Regions from separate parts of the Mus musculus genome. Here regions 1 and 2 are each linked to region 3. A link is a loop called in an ENCODE intact Hi-C map of the cell type or tissue named here. Cell type or tissue: heart. All regions are shown on one strand. Region 1 has its middle 560 kb from the start of Mir8099-2. Region 2 has its middle 500 kb from the start of Mir8099-2. Region 3 has its middle 660 kb from the start of Mir8099-2.

Evidence for each region. A loop is a pair of places that touch in the nucleus more often than their neighbours do. Peaks named below come from ENCODE experiments on the same cell type or tissue, not always from the same donor. Only the 100,000 strongest peaks of a DNase experiment are listed, where the experiment ranks them.
Region 1: it touches region 3 in a loop (11-fold over the local background); 5 of 42 quality-filtered maps call a loop at or near these places.
Region 2: it touches region 3 in a loop (8-fold over the local background); 5 of 42 quality-filtered maps call a loop at or near these places.

What each region holds. Positions count from the first base shown.
Region 1 is chr12:94,484,195-94,492,194 of GRCm38, forward strand. No RefSeq gene overlaps it. Among named protein-coding and RNA genes, the nearest start is that of Mir8099-2, 560 kb to the left of the region's middle. In heart, a CTCF peak has its summit at 4,728; a DNase peak (open chromatin) is centred at 4,727.
Region 2 is chr12:94,419,871-94,427,870 of GRCm38, forward strand. No RefSeq gene overlaps it. Among named protein-coding and RNA genes, the nearest start is that of Mir8099-2, 500 kb to the left of the region's middle. In heart, no CTCF peak of the experiment used is centred here; DNase peaks (open chromatin) are centred at 1,131 and 4,691.
Region 3 is chr12:94,583,945-94,591,944 of GRCm38, forward strand. No RefSeq gene overlaps it. Among named protein-coding and RNA genes, the nearest start is that of Mir8099-2, 660 kb to the left of the region's middle. In heart, no CTCF peak of the experiment used is centred here; a DNase peak (open chromatin) is centred at 3,287.

The DNA of each region.
Region 1 (8,000 bases), 100 kb before region 3:
GTCACTTGATATTTAACAAAGGAGCTAAAACCATCAAGTGGAAAAAAGTCAGCATTTTCAAGAATGGTGGTGGCTCAACTGGCAGTTAGTATGTAGAAGAATGCAAATCAATCTATTTTTATCTCCTTGCACAAAGCTCAAGTCCACGTATATCAAGGACCTCCACATAAAATCAGATACACTGAAACTAAAAGAAGAGAAAGTGGGGAATAGCCTGGAACACGTGGACAGAGAAGAAAATATCCTGAACAGAATTCCATGGCTTTTGCTCTAAGATTAAGAATTGATAAATGGAACATCTTAAAATTTCAAACATCCTGTAAGGCAAGAAACACTGTTAATAGGACAAAACACCAACCAACAGACGGGGAAAGATCTTTAACAAGCCTACATCTGATAAAGCGCTAATATCCAATATATACAAAGAACTCAACAAATTAGAATCCAGACAATCAAATAACCCCATTTTAAAATAGGGTACAGAACTAAACAAAGAATCCTCAACTGAGGAATACAAAATGGCTGAGAAGCACCTAAAGAAATGTCCAACATCCTTAGTCATCAGGAAAATTCAAATCAAAACAACCCTGAGATACTACCTCACACCAGTCAGAATGGCTAAGATAAAAAATTCAGTCAACAGCAGATGCTGGTGAGGATGTAGAGAAAGAGAAACACTCCTCCATTGTTGGTGGGATTGCAAGCTGGTACAACTACTCTGGACATCAGTTTGGCAGTTTCTCAGAAAATTGGATATAGTTTTATGTGAGGAGCCAGCTATACCATTCCTAGTCATATACACAAAAGATGTCCCAACATGTAATAAAGACAAGAGCTCTACTATGTCCTTAGCAGCCTTATAATAGCCAGAAGCTGGAAAGAACCCAGATGTCCTTCAACAGAAGAATGAATACAGAAAATGTGGTACATTTACACAATGGAGTACTACTCAGCTATTAAAATAGGGACTTCATGGACCTCTTAGGCAAATGGATGGAACTAGAAAATATCATCCTGAATAAGGTAACCCAGTCACAGAAAAACACACTTAGTATTAATTCAATGATAAGTGGATATTAACCCAAATGCTCAGAATACCCAAAATACAATTCACAAACCACAGGAAGCTCAAGAAGAAAGACCAAAGTGTGGATGCTTAGGTCCATCTTAGAAGGAGGAATAAAATACTCATGGGAGGAAGCACAGAGATAAAGTGTAGGGTAGAGACTGAAGGAAAGGCCATCCAGAGACTGCCCCACGTGGGGATCTATCTTATATACAGCAATCAAACACAAACACTATTGCAGATGCCAAGAGGTGCTTGATGACAGGAGTCTGATATAGCTGTCTCTTGAGAGGCTCTGCCAGAACCTGACAAATACAGAGTGGTTGGTCATAGCCAACCATTGGATTGAGCATGGGGTCCTACAATGGACAAGTTAGAGAAAGGACTGAACGAGCTGAAGGGGTTTGCAACAACATCAACCTACCAGACACCCCAGAGCTCCCAGGGATTAAACCACCAACCAAAGAGTATTCTTGGATGGCTCCAGTCGCACATGTAGCAGAGGAGGGCCTTTTCAGGCATCAATGGGAAGTGAGGCCATTGATCCTGTGGAGAGACTGGATGCCAGAGTGTAGTGTAATGCCAGGACTGGGAAGCAGGAGTGGGTAGGTGAATCAGGGAACAAAGTCATTGAAGGGGGAAGAGGAGATGGGATAGGAGGTTTCCGGGAAAGGGGATAACATTTGAAATGTAAATAAGGAAAGTATCTAATTAAAAAGGTGAAACAAATAAACAAAAAAGAACGGGTCATGTGCTTAAGTTTTAGCAGTTGGCTCAGATGGCAATCACCCTGCTAAACAGGTTTATGCTTATTTGTTTTGTTGCTGTTGTTGTTGTCATTAGTTTTAAGAATATCATGCTAGGTCTTTTAGAATAATCCATTCTCTACATCCACACCTCATCCTAGATCCATCCCTCTTTGTTGTCAGCAAGTTCTCTGCCCTCCTTTGCATCAAAGACAGCCTGAGCTGCTGAAATATTCTTGAATATTTGCCTTCCACTGGAATCTGTTCTAGCTATCAGAGGCAACATTTTTAGAGTATTAACCCTTCCTCTCCCAGAAGCTAAGGATGTCAATAGGTCTTGAGTGAAAGGTGGGACTTTATGCTTTACTCCCTCTTTTCTTTTTTTTCTGAGGTTTCATCTGGTTTTTGCTTCTACAGGGTCTTGTACATAGAGTGACATTTGCTATGAGTCCCTGTGTGCAACTGTCTTGCTCTGTGTATAAGACAGCTTTTCCTTGGAACAATCCATTGTCTCAGAATCTTACACACTTATTGATTTTTTCTTTCAAAATGATCCATGAGTCTTTGGAGGAGTGGGTATGACTTGTATGTTCCATATTAGTTGAATGTTCTCTACTTTTCTATTCTCTGCACTTTAGCCAGTCTTTGTGTTGACTGTCATTCACTACAAGCCGGAGCTACTCTGGTGAGAATTGAGAAATGTTTTAATCTATGGGTATAATGATAACTTATTAAGCATTATTATAGCAGTATGTTCATTTTGCAGAATCATAGAAATATGTCCTTTCCTGGGCTCCTCTATCTCTTCAGCATATTCTTCGCCTGATAGTGATACCAAGAATGGCCTGTTCAATAACAAGGACTGCTCTTAGCTGAAATAAAGTCTTCCTAATGTGTTCTGGAAGATAACAAAAAAAACATGAACACTAGCCTTTTGTATTGGGGAATCATTGGGATGTCACTGACCAACAATTCTAAACTTCTCCCCAATGGGTTCTCTCATACATATAATTTGTTTAATGAATGGTTCTGTGTTTGGGGACATAAACTCATAGTGGTACTCAAATCAAGGGAGACAAGTCATGGAGCTTATAATAAATGCCTATGACTAGAGTCTCAGTTCAGAACACCCATCATTTCATGCAGGCATTTTTCAAACTTTCCATTCAGAAAAAAAAAAAAACAGGTAACAAAAAGTTTCATATTCATTGTTTGTTGTTTGTTTGTTTTCTAGAGGGAAAGGTCTATCAGCTTCACTGATATGCATTATCTTTATACGATATAAACACAAGCTTTTACCACACAAAACTTTCTCCTCAGTTATTGGAGACTTGTTTTTTAATGACTCTTTACTTACCCAAATTTAAACTACAATGGCACTCACATTAAATACTATTAATTAAACTTGGCCTCCAAGATCTTTCAAATACTGGATTACCAACCAGGCAGCATACACCAGCTGATCTAAAGACCCAAACACATATACAGCAGAGGGCTGCCAGGCCTGGGTTCAGTAAGAGAAGATGCACATAACCATAAGAGACTAGAGGACCCAGGGAGTTTAGAGGTCTGGTTGGGTGGGGTGGGGTGGGGACATCCTTGTGGAGATTGGGGGTGGGGAGGAAGTATCAAATGTGGAACAGTCAGAGTGTGGACCTGGGGATGGGAAATAAAATCTGGAGTGTTAAATAAATAAATAAATAAATAAATAAATAGCCACCTGGGGATGGGGAATAAAATCTGGAGTGTAAAATAAATAAATAAATAAATAAATAAATAAATAACCAAAAAGTAGAGTTGTTATATAGAAAAAAATACTATCAAGCATCCTCTGTACTATGAAAAAAAAGCTACAATTATTAACTACTTGCAAAGGGCTTTAAGTTGGTGAATAAGCATATCTATCAGGAAGAAAGTTTGGCTTCCTGTAGCAATCCTTCCTGTTCCGTAAAAGGGTTGACATAGGCAAAAGGGAGCCTTCTTAAGGTCTTTGTTACAGGTTCAGGTATGGACATAACATAGCTGAAGTTTTGGCTGAATTCACTTCCAAGTTTTTACTGAGTGATATCATTTTGGATGCAAATTCAAAGCAAAGACAATCGAGACTATTTTCATTTGGGTGTGGACGGGAGAGGAAATACTATGTTACAAGTATTTGTAATATGTCTTTGTAGGCAGCATATCTGAAAAGATTCATATGCATTTTTGGATGCACTGGGTAGAAATCAATCCCAGACATACACTGATCATCCAAGACATGCCAGGAGGGGTGTTTTGTGCTATTGAGAACAGATGTTAAAGATACTTATTTCAAATGTAAAGACAGACACTTCTATTTCTATTGTGTGGTGTGGACCAAGATAACATTTATAGTAACTGTTCCTGGACATATTATGTCCCCATACTATCACAAGTTACTCTGTCAGTGATTCTCAAAGTTTTCTTGTATGATCACTGGCAGAAACAATTGAGGGTAAATTTGAGTCTATCACATACCTGGATGAAAAGGCTGCTATCACTTTTGTGAAAATAAATCTGAACTGTAAAACATATAAGAAACTATAAGCTGAAATCTACCAAATGCCTAGTGTGTTAGATTTTTTATATTTCAATTCTGCATTCTTACTATTCCATAAAATGTCACATTTTGTTCTGATTTTGCACACAGCTTCCTTTTTCCTGTAATTAGTGGCCATAATTATTTAAACATTCAAGTAAATTTGGTTTTCCTGAAAGCATGACAAATTATTTCACATGTCTCTGGTGTCCCAGCTAAAAGTTTTATGACTTGATATTTTATGTTTTTCCTCAGATAATAAAATTGTCTCTCTACTCTAAGAGTACAGAGCTGGCAAGGGACAATGAGAACTAAAAATATTGCCTATTGTTTTGTCATGCCCCTGTGGCGCTGTGTATCCACAGAGGGATTGACCGAGGAAACTAAGCAGGATGATACAGGATGCTATGCACTCTAAAGTTGGACTCAGGGAGAAGGTTCCAGGACAAAATGAAATCACAGATGCTTTGATCTGCTCTGCTCTGAGAATGACCATAGATCTTTCTCACTATGTGAGAATGATAACTTTCATAAAGAAGAGCAATGCATTTGTAATGGTTTATGTATGAATTTGTGAAAGATATTAATACTATTTTAATATATGTGTACTTTTTATTAGATGATTTCTTTATTTACATTTCAAATAGTTTCCCTTTCCTAGTTTCCCCTCTGAAAATCCCTTATTCTCTTCCCCCTCTGCCTGCTGCCCAACCCACTCACTCCAGCTCCCTGGTCCAGGAATTCCCCTACATTGGGCACAGAACCTTCACAGGCTATTGATGACCTACTAGGCCATCCTCTGCTACATATGCAGCTAGAGCTACAAGTCCCTCCATGTGTTTTCTTTGATTGGTGGTTTAGTCCCAGGGAGCTCCGGGATTACTGGTTAATTCATATTGTTGTTCCTCCTAGAGGTCTGCAAACCACTTCAGCTCCTTGGGTACTTTCTCTAGCTCCTTCATTGGTTATCCTATGATCCATCTAATGGATGTGAGCATCCACTTCTGTATTAGTCAGGCACCAGGGGAGCCTCTCAGGAGACAGCTGTATCAGCAAGCTCTTGTTGGCATCTGCCATAGTGTCTGGGTTTGATGGTTGTTTATGGTATGGATTCCTAAGTGGGGCAGTTTCTGGATGGTCAATCCATCAGTCTCTGCTCCATACTTTGTCTCTGTAACTCCTTGCATGGATATATTGATCCCCATTCTAAGAAAGAGCAAGGTATCCACACTTTGGTCTTCCTTCTTCTTGAGTTTCATATATTTTGCAAATTGTATCTTGGGTATTGTGAGCTTCTGGGCTAATATATACTTATCAGTGAGTGGATATCATGTGTGTTTGTTTATGACTGGGTTACCTCACTTAGGATGATATCCTCCAGATTCATCCATTTTTTCTAAGATTTTAATGAATTTATTGTTTTTAATAGCTGAGTAGTACTCCATTGTGTAAATGTACCACATTTTCTGTATTCATTCCTCTGTTGAAGGATATCTGGGTTCTTTCCAGCTTCTTGTATTTAAAAAAAAAGGCTGCTATGAACATAGTTGGGCATGTGTTCTTTTTACCAGTTGTAGAATCTTCTGGGTATATGCATAGGAGTGGTATTGCTGGATATTCTGGCAGAACTATGTCCAATTTTCTGAGGAACTGTCAAACTGATTTCCAGAGTGGTTGTACAAGCTTGCAATCCCACCAACAATGGAGGAGTGTTCCTCTTTCTCCACATCCTCACCAGCATCTGCTGTCACCTGAGTTTTTGATCTTAATTCCACTGGTGTGAAGGTGGAATCTCAGGTTGTATTGATTTGCATTTCCCTGATGACTAAGGATGTTGAATAATTCTTTAGGTGCTTCTCAGCTATTTGGTATCCCTCAGTTGAGAATGCTTTGTTTAGTTCTGCACCACATTTTTAATAGGGTTTTTGGTTTTCCAGAGTCCAACTTCTAGATTTCTTCATACATATATTTTGGATATTAGCCCCCTATCGGATTTAGAATTCGTTAAAGATCTTTTCCCAATCTGTTGATTGCCATTTTGTCTTATCGACAGTGTCCTTTGCATTACAGATGCTTTGCAATTTTATGAGGTTCCATTTGTTGATTCTTGATCTTACAGCATAAGCCATGGCTGTTCTGTTCATGAATTTTTCCCCTGTGCCCATATCTTTGAGGCTTTTCCCTACTTTTTCCTCTATGACTTTCAGTATCTCTGGTCTTATGTGGAGTTCCTTGATACACTTAGACTTGAGCTTTGTACAAGGAGGTATGAATGGATCAATTTGCATTTTTCTACATGATAATGGTCAGTTGAGCCAGCATCATTTGTTGAAAATGATGTCTTCTTCCTACTGAATGGTTTTAGCTCCTTTGTCAAGTATTATGTGACCATAGGTGTGTGCCTTCATTTCTGGGTCTTCAATTCTATTCCATTGATCTACCTGTCAGTTCCTGTACCAGTACCATGCAGTTTTTATCACAATTGCTCTGTATTACAGCCTGAGGTTGGGGATGGTGATTCCACCAGAAGTTCTTTTAGTATTGAGAATAGTTTTTGCTATCCTGGGTTTTGGTTATTCCAGATGAATTTGCAAATTGCATTTCTAACTCCGTGGAGAATTGAGTTGGAATTTTGATGGGGATTGCATTGAGTCTGTAGATTGCTTTCTGCAAGATAGCCATTTTTACTATATTAATACTGCCAATCTATGAGCATGGGAGATCTGTCCATCTTCTGAAGTCTTCTTTGATTTCTTTCTTCAGAGACTTGAAGTTCTTATCATACAGACCTTTCACTTGCTTAGAGTCACTCCAAGGTATTTTATATTATTTGTGACTAATTTGAAGGGTACTATTTCCCTAACTTCTTTCTCAGCCTATTTATCCTTTGTGGAGAGAAAGGCCACTGATTTGTTTGAGTTCATTTACTATCCAGCCACTTTGATGAAGTTACTTATCAGGTTTAAGAGTTCTCTGGTGGAATTTTAAGGGTTACTTATATATACTATAATATCATCTGCAAATAGTGATATTTTGATTTTTTTTCCTTTCCAATTTTTATTCCTTTGATCTCCTTTTGTTGTCTAATTGCTCTGACTAGGACATCAAGTACTATATTGAATAGGTAGGGAGAGAGTGGGCAGCATTTTCTAGTCCCTTATTTTAGTGAGATTGCTTCAAGTTTCTCTCCATTTAGTTTGATGTTGGCTACTGGTTTGAGGGGTATTGCTTTTTCTATGTTTAGATGTGGGCCTTGAATTCCTGATCTTTCCAAGACTTTTGTCATTAATAGGTGTTAGATTTTGTTAAAATCTTTCTCAGCATCTAATGTGATGATCATGTGGTTTTTGTCTTTGAGTATGTTTATATAAATGGATTACATAGATATATTGAACCATCCCTGCATCTCTTTATCTTTGGATGAAGCCTAAATGATTGTGATGGATGAACATTTTGTTGTGTTCTTAGATTCTGTTTTTGAGAAATTTATTGAGTATTTTTGCATCGATAATCTTAAAGGAAATTGATCTGAAGTTTTCTTTGTTGGGTTTTGTGTGGTTCACGTATCAGAGTCATTGTGGCTTCATAGAACAAATTGGGTAGAGTGCCTTCTGTTTGTGTTTGTGGAATA
Region 2 (8,000 bases), 160 kb before region 3:
ACTGAGTACTATGAAGATAAAGAAAAATAATAATAACAAATGTATTAATATTCTTAGTGATCAGATTGATCGGCAAGTATAAATGGTTGATTTTAGTTAGCAATTTGACCATTAAGAAACAATGAGAATATCTGCAAGATACACTTTTGAAAGTGAGAGAGTATTTCTCGAGTTGTTCATTTGTGAAGGGATACGTTCCTCTGAATGTTGGTGACACAATCCCATGAGCTCAGGTCCTTGACTGAATAACAAAGTAAAAACAGAGACAAACAGCTAACTGTTGGTATTCTTATCTAGATGCTTTCAGGTCCTTGGAGACATGATTAATAAGTTTCATGCTCCTATCCTGATAGCCACAAGACACTCCTACAAGCCTTCCTTCCATTTCATACTGGGTTCGCATACCTTAAACTGTAACAGCCCATCTCCATGAGTTTATTTTCCGTCAGATATTTGGTCAATAGAATTGGAAAAGTAGCTGATGTATTCAATATGTTGTTAGAAATCAGAATCCATGGATATTCTTTCTCCCTTACTTTTCATTGTAGTTAAAATCATATCCTCATAATGAATAAACTAATCATTATAGTTAGAAACTCATATTTTGCCAGTGTTTCTAAGTATTCATGATTATTTACTGTTCTTTTCCCTTCTCAAATTAAATACACAGTGATACACTCTTAAAGTATTGGGTATTTTTATCCTTGTGTATATGTTTGGGATATGTACATAATCATGTGTGTATATGTGCTCTATCTCTTTCTGGGTGCTGAGGACATAAACTCAGGACTTCATATTTAAAAAGCAGGCACTATACAGCCTGACTCTGCTATTAAAATCTTACAAGAAATGTAGGTTGAAAACAACTCACAAAACCATGAGTTCTAGTTCCAGCACAAAAGATTCAAAATGGGCATGACCAAGTGTAAGTATAAGTATGATTAAGTTTGTCTATGAAAGTCTGTGTCCTCAGTAAGGGTAATGTCTTTGTGTATTTGTACAATGGATTTCTAGTTTGCTGCCTGTACAGGATAGCATAAAAATGTTAAATGTACACTGTCTATTTTTTTGACCACCTAGCATCCTTTCCCCTTACAAATCATTGTTTTTACATCCACTTCCTGCATGCATGCGCTCAGGAAGTGATAAAGTTTTCACAGTTGCTGATGGATCTCTCTGCAATCCATGCCAAGTTGTTTCCTGGTGCCAAACACAATGGGTCAGGAAATGTGGCACGTGACCAGAGAATTCCTATTATTTTAAGTAAGCTTTCTCCCACTTGTAGCTCTAAGCAGAAATGTCGAACGTTGTAAAATATTTCTTCACAATGATGGATGGCCTTACAGATGTTCAGATAGCTATCTACTTGCATAGTTTTCTTATTATTACATCACTTTGAAAGCTCAAATTGAAACCGAATCCACCAAACCTGTGAAAACACTTTCCATAACAGATTACAAAGCATTTGAGTAGGAAAGATTTGATGTAATAGGAAATTAAAAATGTCTGAATATAATGGTATGAATTTTTTCTTATTTAAAATATTTGTCTACAGGCTTATAAATAGGGATTTAATGTTAATAATTGACAGTTTTCTTACTAAAGCTGTATAAATCTAATAAAGCTCTCAGATTGTGATTCTGCAAAATCCTTTCCAGAATGTTCTATTTTGTGTTCTTTGCATAAGACGAACAAATGCCAAACATGGAACTGTTTTTCTCATCTTCATAGCTAAATGTTTATTATTTAATGAAAGTATTTCTTCACTTTCAAATGTTCCACAGTCCCCAAATACTTGGCTTAGGTAATAATGATTTTGTTGCTATTATTGCTAACCAATAGTATGGAATTAAAGGGTTTTTTTGTTTGTTTTTTGTTTTTTTTTTGTTTTTTTTATGAGCACAGCATAATCAGCTAAGTCAGAGTGCAATAACACCTAAAAACATTACCCATGTTTCATAAGTTATCTTTTAAAATGCAAAGACCATGTCATTATTTACGAGTGGACTGCCAAATTGTACATTTCGCAACTCAATCTCTGGCTTCATTTTTTTTTTTTTTTTTCTGCTTGTTTTCAACTGTCAGGAAGATGACTAAGCACACACAGAGATCAATATGCCCTGGCATACCGCAGGAGATTTGCAGTCACACTGCAGGAATAACCCTCAGCAAAACATGCTCAAAAACCAACCATCTTGTTAGTGTTCATATCTGCTAACTGTTTTGCTTTCTGTTTGGAAATTAGCTGTAAGAAAATCAGAGAAGTAACTGGCCATCGTTCCAAAAGCAAAGTTGAACTACAACTCCGAGTTTCAATGATACAGCATCCATAGGAATCTTGAAGAAAAGGGATGAAAACAAATGAGCAAGTAACCAAATGCAAAAACAAAAAATAAAGAAGAACAAAGCCATTCTTAAAAATAAGAATTGGGCCAGGCAGGGATGGCACATGCCTTTAAGCTCAGCACTTGGGAGGCAGAGGCAGGTGGATTTCTGAGTTCGAGGCCACCCTGGTCTACAAAGTGAGTTCAAGAGCAGCCAGGGCTATACAGAGAAACCCTGTGTACATAAAAACATAAAAAAACAAAAATAAGAATTGGTTGTCTGAGATGTACCTCAGTGTCTCTGTGTGCACATGGCTATCTGTCACACACAAAGCTGGATTTCCAGCACCCCTACAAATTGAGTGGTTATGACCATTCCAGCACTCAGTAATTAGAGTCAGGAATGTCAGAAATTTGTAGTCATGTATGGCTAACCCTGGATAAACAAGGCACTGAAAACAACAACAGAACAAATAAACAAACAAAATTTAAGGAACAAATGCTATGCTATGTAAATTGCATTCTACTAAATAATTAAGCTGTTTTACTAGATAGAGTTACCAGAAAATTCTAACATTCTATTGGTTGTTCTATCTTCCACATTACAACAAACTATCTTTTTTAGCATTACATCTTTCATGAAAAGAAACATGATAGATTAGCAAATTGAGAGAGTTAAGGCACTTAGGCAGTGGATCAAAGACATTGGGAAGGAGACCAAGAAAGTGAGAGAGAAAAAGAGGAATGGGTAAAGATGGGATGTATTTATATAGCTTATTCTTACAATTTTCTCTGGGTTGCTTTGTGTGTGAATGTGTGTTTGTGTGTGTGAGAGAGAGAGAGACAGAGAGAGGCACAGAGAGAGACAGACATAGACACAGACAGATGGAAACACAGATACAGACACATACACACACACAGGAAAATCTGAAAGAAAGGCTGGGCTTACATAGAATTTCAGCTATAAAAATTGTCTAAGACTAAGTTGGACAAAATAATATTAAACTATATGGGATCTAATCTTTCTTTATGTCTAAATAGAAACATTTGATTATTTCCTTTAGTTTAAATTAGAAAATTCATCTGAAATTTTGTTGTAAGACAAAGGTTTCCCAGTGCTATGAGTAAAAGTAGCTATTTTCATATTTTATTTCTATAATTCCATGAGATTAAACCCTCAAAAGGTCTTTAGACTCTCTCTTCATTATTCACAGTTAGAAAGAAGCTGGCTCAGAATACTAAAAATAAGAAACAAACATATTAGAATAAAAACAAAACAATTAGGTTTATAGAAGAAAATATAATTATATTTCATAAAAGGCTACATCCTTTGACTTTCTTATAGCCCAAATGATAACTATTATTTAACTAAAACCAAAGTCTTTAAATCCAACCATCCAGAAGGATAAAAGAGAACTTTTCCTCTAAAATGAAGAGTTTTCAGATTCTATTACTTCTGCATTTACTGTTTTTAATAAGCATGTATTCATTGTCTATATTGTTCCTGTTAAAACACAACTTATAGATTATTTTATATTTATAGATTATATTTTTGTAACATTTATTAAAAGAGGAAAAGTTTTATATCTTGTCTTACTTTCCCCCTAAAAAAAAGTCTGAAAATTCTGAGGATCAAGCAAACATTACAATAAAAAACTATATGCTTTTCAAACAGAAAATTGTAAAACAAAATATATGTAAGAAACAAGCATGCTTTCTACCGTATCTACTTGTATTATTTTATGACCTATAGCTAATATTAATATTGAAATTGCCTTTCCACAAACACAAATAATAATTTCCAGCATTAATCTGAAAGCTTCCAGCAAATTTTATAAGATTATTTTCTTGAGACCTTGGAATTTTTTTTTTTTCATAGTGAAAATTTGGGGACTTTTTCTCTTCCTCAATCCAAACTTCAAATTGTGGATACAAATGCAATGTTTACCAGGAATATATAAAATGATGACTTCTAACCTCTTGCCTAGTGGTAATTTCCACAGAATAAAGGGAGGCTGCACATACCTTTACTATATAAATGGTGGTGACTTTAAAGACATGCCAATGGATATTGAACACTGTTAATATAACATAACATTGTGATCAATTCAGGTTCTGTGGAGGAGAAAGTTACCCTGGCCCAAGCATAGCAAAAAAAGACCACCTTACTGAAGAATGACCCAGCAAGCCATAGATCAAACTGCAGAACTGTGTCTGTTTGTCCCATATTTTAACTTTATTTTGGTTTGCTGACATTTGGAGTGACTCTGATTGGTCTGGAATTAGCCTTCTTATCCTGTGAAACATCTGTACTGTATTGTTCCAAAGGATTAGCTGCCCTCTGGGGATTCTGTGAAGTCAGGACAATGGAGGTCATTAAGGGTGCAAACATTTATTTTCCGGCCTTTTATTCAGCAGGGAAAGCCAGGCAGAGCATTTTTTTTCTTTCCTTTTTTATCTTTTTAATCCAGAGCTTAGCATTCTTAAAAATACAACCACACAGCCACAGAGCCAGCTACACTGCTTACATTGGAATTGATGACTTTAGGAATTTGGAATTATTTACAGGTCAGTGTAGGGGAGCTATGAAAGGGTGAGATTCTGGGACAATGAAGGGGGCTAAAAGCTAATGAGATAGTGTCTGTCAAAGGCAGAGAATTGCACGTGAATATGAGAACCACTAAGGCACAGCCTTAGGTGGAACTGCTAATTTAAATATTCCCCTCACCGACTGCCTTAATTATAATAAACTGCTTCTCATGTTGTGTTTTCCAAAATTCCATCCAAGGTCTTATTTACAAATTTCGTGAGAGGACAATCATGTTTGACACTGTGATGTTTAAACTGGAGATATGGCTCAGCTGTTAAAAACACTGCCTGCTCTTCCAGAAAACTGGATCATGGACACACAAAGAAACATCACGAATAAAAGCAAATATTTATAAGTGACAAAAATGCAAAATTTGACTCTGCAAAGTGCACTCAGAACTCACAGGGAGGGAATGAATCATCCAACTAGAACAGACTACATATTTAACTGTTTCTTGAAGACAATATATCACAGTTCCAGAGATCAGATGGACTAAACAGGAAACCTTTGCTACTTCACTGCTTTAAGAGTGCTACGTCCAACATCAAGGTGTCAAGAGGACCGCCATCTTACAGATTTGCTATATGTTGTCTCCCCTCTCTTTTTTGCTCTAGGAATGTCTTACGGATGCTGTCTATCCTTGGCATTCCTTGATTGTAGATTTTCCTTTTCTCTCCACATTTGTGATCTTAATGTTGCATATTTCCCTGATACCATCTTATATAGTAAGGACTCTCCTCCATTCTGACTATTCTTGACTTGATTATATTTCCTAAGCACCTATGTACAAGTACTTGAGGGTAAGTTTTCAAATTTTCTTTTTTGGAAGGCATAATTCAGCTTGTAACAAATTAAGAGATGTCTAACAAAAAGTATTTGTAATTTCAATTACACATAAAATCAGAAAAAAATGTTGAAAATCATTAATCTTTAGATTGTATTATTACAATGAAAATTGCTTTGAGAAGTCAATTTTGTACATTTCAGTAAGTACAATAAAAATAACAGGTAAACACAGTTTTTGGTTAGCCTATGGAGAAAGTTAAAACTAGATATTACCATACAAATGTAAAATACTGTAAGTTGTAACTTTTATAAAGAATTTAACAGTCTTACTGCATAAGCCAGTCATTTAGTAATTACACATTAGCTATCTATATCTAAGTAATAATCCTAAATGAAAAATATTAGGTTAAAAATTAAATCTGTTAGGTCAATTAATTGGAATGAAAAGTTCAGATAAAACAAACCTCTAACAACAGATGGAACAATGGTAACTAGTGACTAATGTGGAGTCACAGACTCTCGGGGAAATAGAACAGCAGGAATAGAAATGTTCTAGGTCTGGACTGAAAATATTTTGATTATCATTCTAGTGGAGGCTAAATTATAAGAATTTATTACAATATTCACATGGGTTTTTGTCTTTTAAATGCCTTTAACACTTTGAGCAACACTTTCTTACCAAAAAAAAAATATCAGGGAATTAAACTTCTAAATAAGTAAATTGGGAAATAAAAGATTAACAATATGAAATACATACACAAGAAAATAAAGTCAGAACAGGATAGATCATTGACACTGAAATGAGAAAGAAAACTGAGCCCCCAAAACCATGAACGCCAAAATATTTGAGGACAAAAAGGAAGAAATGTAGTGTGTATCTTATAAACTTTAGAATCCTTGAAAACACATCTTATAAAGCAAAAAGCAATCAGAAATCTCAGGGTGAGAATAGCTGTTAAAGAAATTGAATCTGTAATCAGAATTCATCCAGAGAGCAAATATTGCTTATATGATGAACACCAATCCAGTCAACATTTAAGAAAGAAATAATATTATACTGATGCTGACAGTATCATGAAGAAAATTCACATTTAATTATACTTTTCTCCTATTACAGAATTAAAAGTTTCTCTTATACATACAGTATTTAAAAGGACTTGAAAGTAAATATAAGATCAAAATTAATTCATTCACATACTGTTTCTTAAATTTTGATTACATTAAAAGAATTAACATTTTAATGTGTTTGTGTGCATTGTGCAAATGTGATGTGTGTGTGTGTGTGTGTGTGTGTGTGTGTGTGTGTGATGTGCCTGTATGTATATATGAGTGTCTGTGTATATATGTAGTGTGTGTGTGTGTGTGTGTGTGTGCATGTAAGAAAGAGAGAGAGAGTGCATACTGGGGTAAGCATTTTACAAATAGACTTGCCATATCTTTTCCTACCACTCTCTGCCTTGTAGTTATAGACAGCATATCTCAGTGAACCTCAGGCTTACAATTTTGACTACACAGTCTGCCCATTAACCTCTGAGGATGCACCCCTATCTGACTGACACTCTATGGTACAGGCATGTTGCAGCATGCCAAGATTTTACATGCTTCTGTATATCCAAGCTGAGTTCTTTATGCTTGTTCCCTTCCCGTGGTATGGGCATTCAGTATGGAAGCCCTCTGATCTAAGATTCAGCTTCATATCCTTAAATTACATTTCACATTGGAAGTATGATGCATGTATGCTGGATCGATCCGACAGGGAAAGTTCTCTTGAATAAATGCTGTGAATGGATATTATTTACTCATCTTTAGTCTAGACTTTCTCTCATTTTCCCCTTAAGAGCTGAATGTCACTGAAATTACATTCTGTATAAAAAGAGACCACTCGTGTTGAAAGCAGCTCAACTCATTCAGAAGATGTTATTGTAGCTTTGAAAATCTTTTTGGTTTGGTCCTGCCATGTCCTTAAACTGGGATTGCTTTCACTTATTATATCCTAGACGTAGTTATCATTATAAAAATAGTACAATAGATAGTGGGGTTGGTAGGCACGTCTGTAAACACAGCTCTTGGGAGGAAAGGGAGAAGGAATGTGTGTTCACGCCTAACCTGAGCTCTATAGCAGTAGCCTGCCTCACATACACCACACAAATATACAATGGCTGAGTCATAATTATTTTTACATTTTTTATGTGTATAAAATTCTCAAAGTATAAGTAAAAATATTCCATGGAACTTGTTCACTCCATATGATCTCAGAAGCTAAGATAGGTTGGCCCGTTGATACTTGGATGAGAGAGATG
Region 3 (8,000 bases):
ACTTTAGGGATAGCATTGGAAATGTAATTGAGGAAAATATGTAATAAATAAAAAAATAAATAAATAAAACATAAACAATGAAAAAAAAATCTAAAAGGTTTTTCAGCTGTAAATTCAGTGTAATAAATACAATGTCACATTTATTTAATGGACTTATTTAGTAGAAATACTAAGTTCCTTACACTTTAATTAGCCAAATTTGACAATTTTGAGCTTAGACCTCAAGTATTCTGCCTGATATTCATATGTTGGGTGGTGTGTGCCTTTTCATTTCAGGTTTCTTGAGTCCTGACACATACATTGCTTCTACAGCAAGTACTGATTGCATATCTCAATCGTGATGGGGTGATTTAAAGCCTTGCCCATATTCTATCTTACACAGCAACTAATCCTCAAGTGTTGGGATATGGGCATGTATCCCTATATCTCACAGGTCAAAGGCCTGGTTTCTATCCTTTGGCAGTGTCAGAAGGTGCTGACACTTATAAAAACTGGAGTTAAGTAGGTGGTTTAATGGTCATTATGGATGTGTCTATGAAGGTGGTCCTGGAACACTGATCTCTGCATGTCTTTCACGGTTGACCAGCTGCACTGAGTTGAAATACTCCCTCTTCACATTCCTTAGATATGTGTAGTACATCACACATGCCCAAAACTCAGAGCCAACTGAACATGGACTTAAAAGCTGGGATTTAAAATGCAACTTTCTTCCTGAGAAGTTAGTTGGTTTAGCAGTATTTTTCACAGTATCAGAAAATTGTGTAGGACAATATAAGAACACATTTGTCTTTAAGGTGAGTTGCTTCTGGTCCACAGCACATGGCAAGAATACCTGTGCTATGATGAGCACACATAGGAAACTCAGTTCTTGATCCTTGCTAGTGTTCTGTAGGATGCATAAAGATTCTGACAACTCTACAAACAGTACAACTAGCATAAGCAATGGGGAAAGAACAGCCAAAAGTGTAAGTGATAACATCCCTTTCCCTTCCAGTGTTTGATTGACATCAACTTGGTGATACTTTCCCACCAATCCTTGGCAGTGGCACTTACCAATACAAACACAGCTAATGAGAAATCTATGTCCTTTAGTTCATGCATTGCTTCCAGTGTCACTACTTGGAGATATATATATTTTTTTAATGTGGCTTTGGGGACAGAGGCTAAATTGCTGAAAAGATTAATTCAATTCCATACAAGGTCAGTATTTTTCAAGAGTGTTTGGGAATTACTATGCATAGTGAACTGTCTGGCCTTATATGTGTGTGTTTAGCATTCAAATTAGGAGCTGGAGAGATGTCTCAGTAGGTAATGCACTTGTCATGCATGCATATCATAAGCTGAGCACCCTGGCAAACATCTGTCAGTGTAGCAGTTGTATTCTGGAGCTCATTGAGAGCATACTCTAGCCAAATCAATGCACTTCAGGTTAAGGTACAGACACTGTCTCTTAAAATAAGGTAAAATCAATGGAGGGGTATATTGGATGCCAAATTCTGGGTTAGCCTGTCATGCACACCCACATCAAAACACACATATGCAAAAATATGAAGGTATACACAATTTAAAATGCATATTTTGAGATCATTAATGCTTAAATGTGTAATATTTTCTTCATTGTCCTAAGTTTCTAGGGAAATCAGGAGCTATTCTTAAAGTCAGGAACCTATCATCTCAGTTTAGATCTTTAGGCAGAGTAATGAACAATGGTGCATTCCGCCTGATGCCCTGCCAACTGCGGTAATATTTATCCTCATTGTCTTCCAGATGCAATTTTAAGGAGAAAGGAAATTCTTCAGCAGCCACCTGAAGATGTAAGTGCCCAGATATCCCACAATACAATCCCTGTAGCAGACACACATTGTTCCTTCCTTGCCAGTTGTCAGAGGAAGTCCCTGCTGATGTAGGTGGCTACTTAGAAGGCAACAGCAATGTAGCAGGCTTGGAGATATACCAGATGGAAGCCAACTTCTCTTGATCCCTGCTTGTCAGTCTTCTCAAGAATTGCTCCAGAAAATGGCATATACAGGATTTTACTACTAAAGGCACAGCCAGTGCTCTCATTAACCAGCTCTATTGAATGTGTTTTATTCTTTTGATTAACTTTATGCCTTTGTGATTACCTGTGGAAAATATCACATTATCCTTTTATTGTTTTTAACCATAAAATTTAACATAGGTGTGGAGGGTAAATATACTTTCATAAACATTATTTTCATTCAGCTGTATAAGCATCCTATCAAGGAAATCATTTAATTATAGACAAAAAAAATGAAGGTAAGGGAGAATAAATGGTCAGAGGGGTGATATGAAGGAGCTGCTGACATAGCCCATTGGCTAAAAGTACATCCTGTGCTAACAGGACATGATCTCAGCTATCTACAAAATCCCAGGCAAGGCTACGTGTGACTAATCCAGGTGCTATGAGAAAGTGGATACTGGAGATTTCATGTTGCTTGTTGATATCAGACCATCTCCAAGCCAATGAGAGATCACATCTCAATGTAATAATGTGAAGAGTAACTGAATATAATATTCAGTGTCCTCCTCTGGCTTCCATAAATATATATGTCCTCACTTATAAGTATGTACATAGCACACACAACCATACACATGCATGAATACCGTGTATGTGTCAGAAATATAAAAAGTAGTATTCATTACATAATATACATAATTTACATGGTAACCCATATATTGTTATGAATATAGACAGTTACATTTACACAAAATTGGAACAAATGACAGTTGACAGTCCATTATCTATCTTATGTCATTTGATTTTAAATTCAGCAACCATGCTTCTTTAATATACAACAGTATCAATCACACAGGGTCATGATGTGGAAATGTACCATTCTGTCTTCTTAGCATGGATTTAGCTGCTCTCACAACTAATGGAGGACAATGTTATTCTCAGCTTCAGCACTACTATTCACTCCTTCTAGTCAGTTCACGCTGACCCATCTAAAATACCTGCTATTCTTGGTGACAACAAATTATCCTGCCATTTAATGAAGGAAGTAGTTTTTATTGTTTCCAGTCAAAACCAGTAGAGGGGTTAATAGTGCTTTTTTTGCCATTGCCCAAAATATAAGACATAGCCTAGAGAAAAAATTGTTAATAATCACAACTCTCGGGCATGGGATCCCAGTTCATATTTCTGAAGCCATTCTCAGTTAGAAAGATGTGTTGATAGCCAAGTTCCTGGCAAAGGTAGCAGCTAATGCCTATTAAGCAGTGGAGTGTCGCTGGCCTGATAAGTTGTCTTGGCTCTGTGAATACCCATTAGGCAGTAGGATTGTCCCCCAGGGAAACTGCATCACACTGCTGAGACAATCGAATTCCCTATAACCAGGGACTTAAAATATCTATTGTTGAGTTCTTGTCATTTCCTGACATTTTTTTCTTTTGATATTTTTCTAAGCTTGAGGTTCACGAAAAGGTGAACATTAATCACAACATTTGAGAAAAATCCCTTAGCTTGTTATGTGTGATGAATATGTTAAAAACAGGCTTAAGCCAGGGCCAAAAAATGTTACTTTTGACTTTTTAGTTAATCATGATAACTGCTAAAATCAAAGGAGGAACAACTTTGAACTTTGAGTCTTTTGTAAGCAACCCTGAGCTAAGAAATAGTGTTTTCACAAACTAAATACTTGAAATCTTCCTGATTTGCATACTGATTAAGTTATAAATTAGATTCACGACTATGTTTATTTTAAACATTTTTTAATAACACAGTTGAGTAAATTTACAACTTACAGAAATCAGTGTGCACTTATGTTTAAGAAACTCAGCTAAAGGTAGGGGGTTCAATATGAGGAACCTGCTCTGATATAAGTATGAAAGGTTATAGTGAAACGTATTAATTTGTATTCAAGCTAAAATAATTAGGACAAACAGCAAATAATTATTCCAAATGTATTTAAAAGCACAAGCAATCCCTATAGTTTTTCTACTTGCTTGTTTTATTTTAAAATCTATCCACTATAAAAGAACCTACTTCAACATCAATTTTTATGATGTATAATAACCATAAAATGAAATAATTTTATTTAAAGAAAAAATATCATGCTCTATTGTATTTATATTTTAAATGATGAATGCCTTGATTATTAAATGTTTTCTCCTAAAATGACAATAAGATATTTAAGTATGTTCAAAATAAACACTAAATCTGAGGAATGTCAAGCTAAGAAAAACCTTAATTTTTTTTATTTTAATTAAAATAAAGTTACATTGTTTCCCCCTTTTCCTTTCTTCACTCTCATCCTTCCCATGCACCAACCTCCTTTGCTCATTCTGGAATTCATGGCCTCTTTTTCTTTAAGTACTTTTGTTACACATGCATACACACACACACACACACACACACACACACACAAAGAAGCACACATGCATGCTTATATGACTAAATATATAATACAGCATGCTCAGTCCATTTACGGTTATTTTACTTGTAAGTCTATGATAGTGAAACATTACTTAATACATACAATTAAGTTAATATCTAAAATAATTTCAACTTACTTACAAGTTCTAAATTTAATAAGTTCATGAAGTAGTTATGTGTTATGCTCATAGTCTTTTGTAATTGATTTAATTCTTCTTTGGGTATAATCTAATAGCAAAGATAAACAGTATAGTAGTTTGTTCCAAGGGAAAAATTAACTGAGTACAAATTTTTCTTCACCATTCAACAGTGGAACATTAAGTAGACAGCTAAACCATGCACTCAAATATTCTCTCCCTTTTCTGTAGCAGGCTTGGCCACTCGAAAGGAAAAACAAATATAGTAACACAATCAAGGTTGGTGCATTACGCATTTCAGGCTATTGTTTTAGCTCTACTGACTCTCTCCTTGCCAAGAGTAACATAAAGCAATCTTAAGTCACCAATGAAGTGGTGACAGGGGACAAATGTCCTCAGAAGTGTCAACGAGTTTCAGTGTTTATACATGGAAAATATAAACTCCTCAGGCTGCCTTTCATGTTGATTTTAACTTGAAATCTTAACAGCTTCAAACTGGTAAGTAGACCAGTGTAGCCGCTGATGATCTACGAAGATGTCACAGGCAAGGGAGATAGTCCACAAACATACATAAATGCCTTTTGTGATACAATACTGAGATGCATTTTTATAGGATACACATGCATGAAGCTGCGTCTTCAGAAGCCAGCTTTGGATCCACTAACTCAACTTGCTGCAGCTGCGAGTGACTACATACCTCTCGGCAGCTCTTCAGGATGAAGTTGGCTTTGCTTAAAACCAGCTCTGAGGGAACTGTCATTGTGATCTCCTGGGTAAGATTAATTCTTGGGCTGGCTGGCCTCTTGGCCAAGTTTATTAGCAATAATAAATCACTTCGGCCACCCAATCCTTCTGTCTTCTCTCTTTGTCCATAGACTGTAACAGTCTTGTTGCTTAGGGTTTGTTCTTACTTATCTATTCTGAGAACACAGACTATTTTCAATTCACACTCATTCTCTGTAGTCATGTATTCCATATAGGTACAAACTTTAAGACATTTGTCGAGGGGGGGAAGGGGACATATGGACTATTTCGAATATTTTTAAAAGTACTTGCTGGTCTTACCAAGAATTCTGGCATGATTCCAATAACCTACATGGTAGAACCTCACACTCTCTTCTGGCTGCAGGGGGCATAGGACATGCAAACTACTCACATGCATATAGACATTAATATATATATAATAAAAGCAAATAAATCTTTTAAAAAGATAATGCTATGTTGAAAGTGCCCTACCATTCAACTTTCTAGATTATATCAATGTTACCATGAAGTGTACCTGACAGTACCTCTTTTGGTCATTGATGTACCTCCAGACTTTAAACTGTACAGTGGAAAACTAAGTGGAAACTCATTAGGGTTTCAATAGATGAAAGTATTAGTGATTTGTACAAGTCTAACTCACTTACTTTAGTCTGCTTTTTTTTTTTTTTTTTTTTTTTTTTTTTTTTTTTGGTGTTTTCTAGGTGCTTTGTTTGCTGTGTTTGCTAATTAACTACCTTAATGCTAAACTACTGGGATCCTGCTTTTTTTCCACATGTTTTTTTTTGTTTGTTTGTTTTGTTTTGTTTTGTTTTTTAATTTATATATATATTTATTTATTAGGTATTTTCCTCATTTACATTTCCAATGCTATCCCAAAAGTCCCCCATACCCTGCCCCCCACTCCCCTACCCACCCACTCCCACTTTTTGGCCCTGGCGTTCCCCTGTACTGGGGCATATAAAGTTTGCAAGTCCAATGGGCCTCTCTTTCCAGTGATGGCCGACTAGACCATCTTTTGATACATATGCAGCTATAGTAAAGAGCTCCGGGGTACTGGTTAGTTCATAATGTTGTTCCACCTATAGGGTTGCAGATCCCTTTAGCTCCTTGGGTAAGTTCTCTAGCTCCTCCATTGGGGGCCCTGTGATCCATCCATTAGCTGACTGTGAGCATCCACTTCTGTGTTTGCTAGGCCCCGGCATAGTCTCACAAGTGACAGCTCTATCTGGGTCCTTTCAGCAGAATCTTGCTAGTTTGTGCATTGGTGTCAGCGTTTGGATGCTGATTATGGGGTGGATCCCCAGATATGGCAGTCTCTAGATGGTCCCTCCTTTCGTCACAGCTCCAAACTTTGTCTCTGTAACTCCTTCCATGGGTGTTTTGTTCCCAACTCTAAGAAGGGGCAAAGTGTCCACACTTTGGTCTTGGTTCTTCTTGAGTTTCATGCATTTAGCAAATTGTACCTTATATCTTGGGTATTCTAAGTTTCTGGGCTAATATCCACTTATCAATGAATACATATTGTGTGAGTTCCTTTGTGATTGGGTTACCTCACTCAGGATGATGCCCTCCAGGTCCATCCATTTGCCTAGATTTTCCACAGGTTTTTAATCTGCCTTTGCTAGCTCTTTTTTGCATTGTATTTATTTATATGTATTCATATCTGTGCCTGTCTACATGAGCACCACATGTGTGTAGATGCCTCTGGAGGCCAAAAGATGGAACTTGAGTCCCCATATCATGGAATTATAATAAATGTTTGTGAGTTGTATAATATCACATCTGGAAATCTTGCTGGGTGCAAGAGTCCATGCTTATAATAACCATTGAGCTTCTTTTATTGTTTCAGATATATTTTACAAAATAAATAAATAAACAAACACAAAAAAGGCAGTTTCATCAGCCTGGAATAAGAAATGAAGTATTGGCGTCCGGTACAGTATTGTATAGCCAAAAGTAAAGTGTTCATCTGATATCTCTCAGACACTTGATCACCAACCAGCCAGCATACACCAGCTGATATGAGGCCATCAACACATATACAGCAGAGGACTGCTGGGCCTAAGAACAATCAGAGAGGATGCACCTAACTCTCAAGAGACTGGAGGTCCCAGGAAGTTTAGAGGTTGAGTGGGCTGGAGACATACTCATAAAGACAGAGGTGTGGTGAGGATGTATGAGATGTGGAACAATCAGAAGATGGATGTGGGTGGGGGGATAAAATCTGGAGTGTAAAAATAGTAAATAAGTAAAAGATTAAAAATAATAAAATAATAAATGTTTATTAACTTATTTATTCATGTATATGTATGTTTGCCTTTGTGTATATTTGTATGTCTGTCTGTGTGTGTGTGTATGGATATATGGATGTTTGTTTCTATGTGAATATATGGTTTTATGATTGGATGTACGGAATTTTGTATAAGTTTGCAAGCAGGAAGAAAGGCGGTGTTGGGTCCCTTGGATCTAGAGTTATAGGCCGTTGTGAGCCACCCAACATGGATACTGAGAACCTAACTCAGGTCCTTTGCAAAAAAGAGCAGGCACTCTCACATTGCTGGGACATCTTTCCTGCCCCTCAAACGTCAAACATGATTTTACATCATTTTATGCACTTGGCTTTCATGCTACCAAGGCATTTTTCCCTCTGTTTAAAAATGATCAATCCAAAACTAAATATTTTGGTTGAGTGATAATTAACC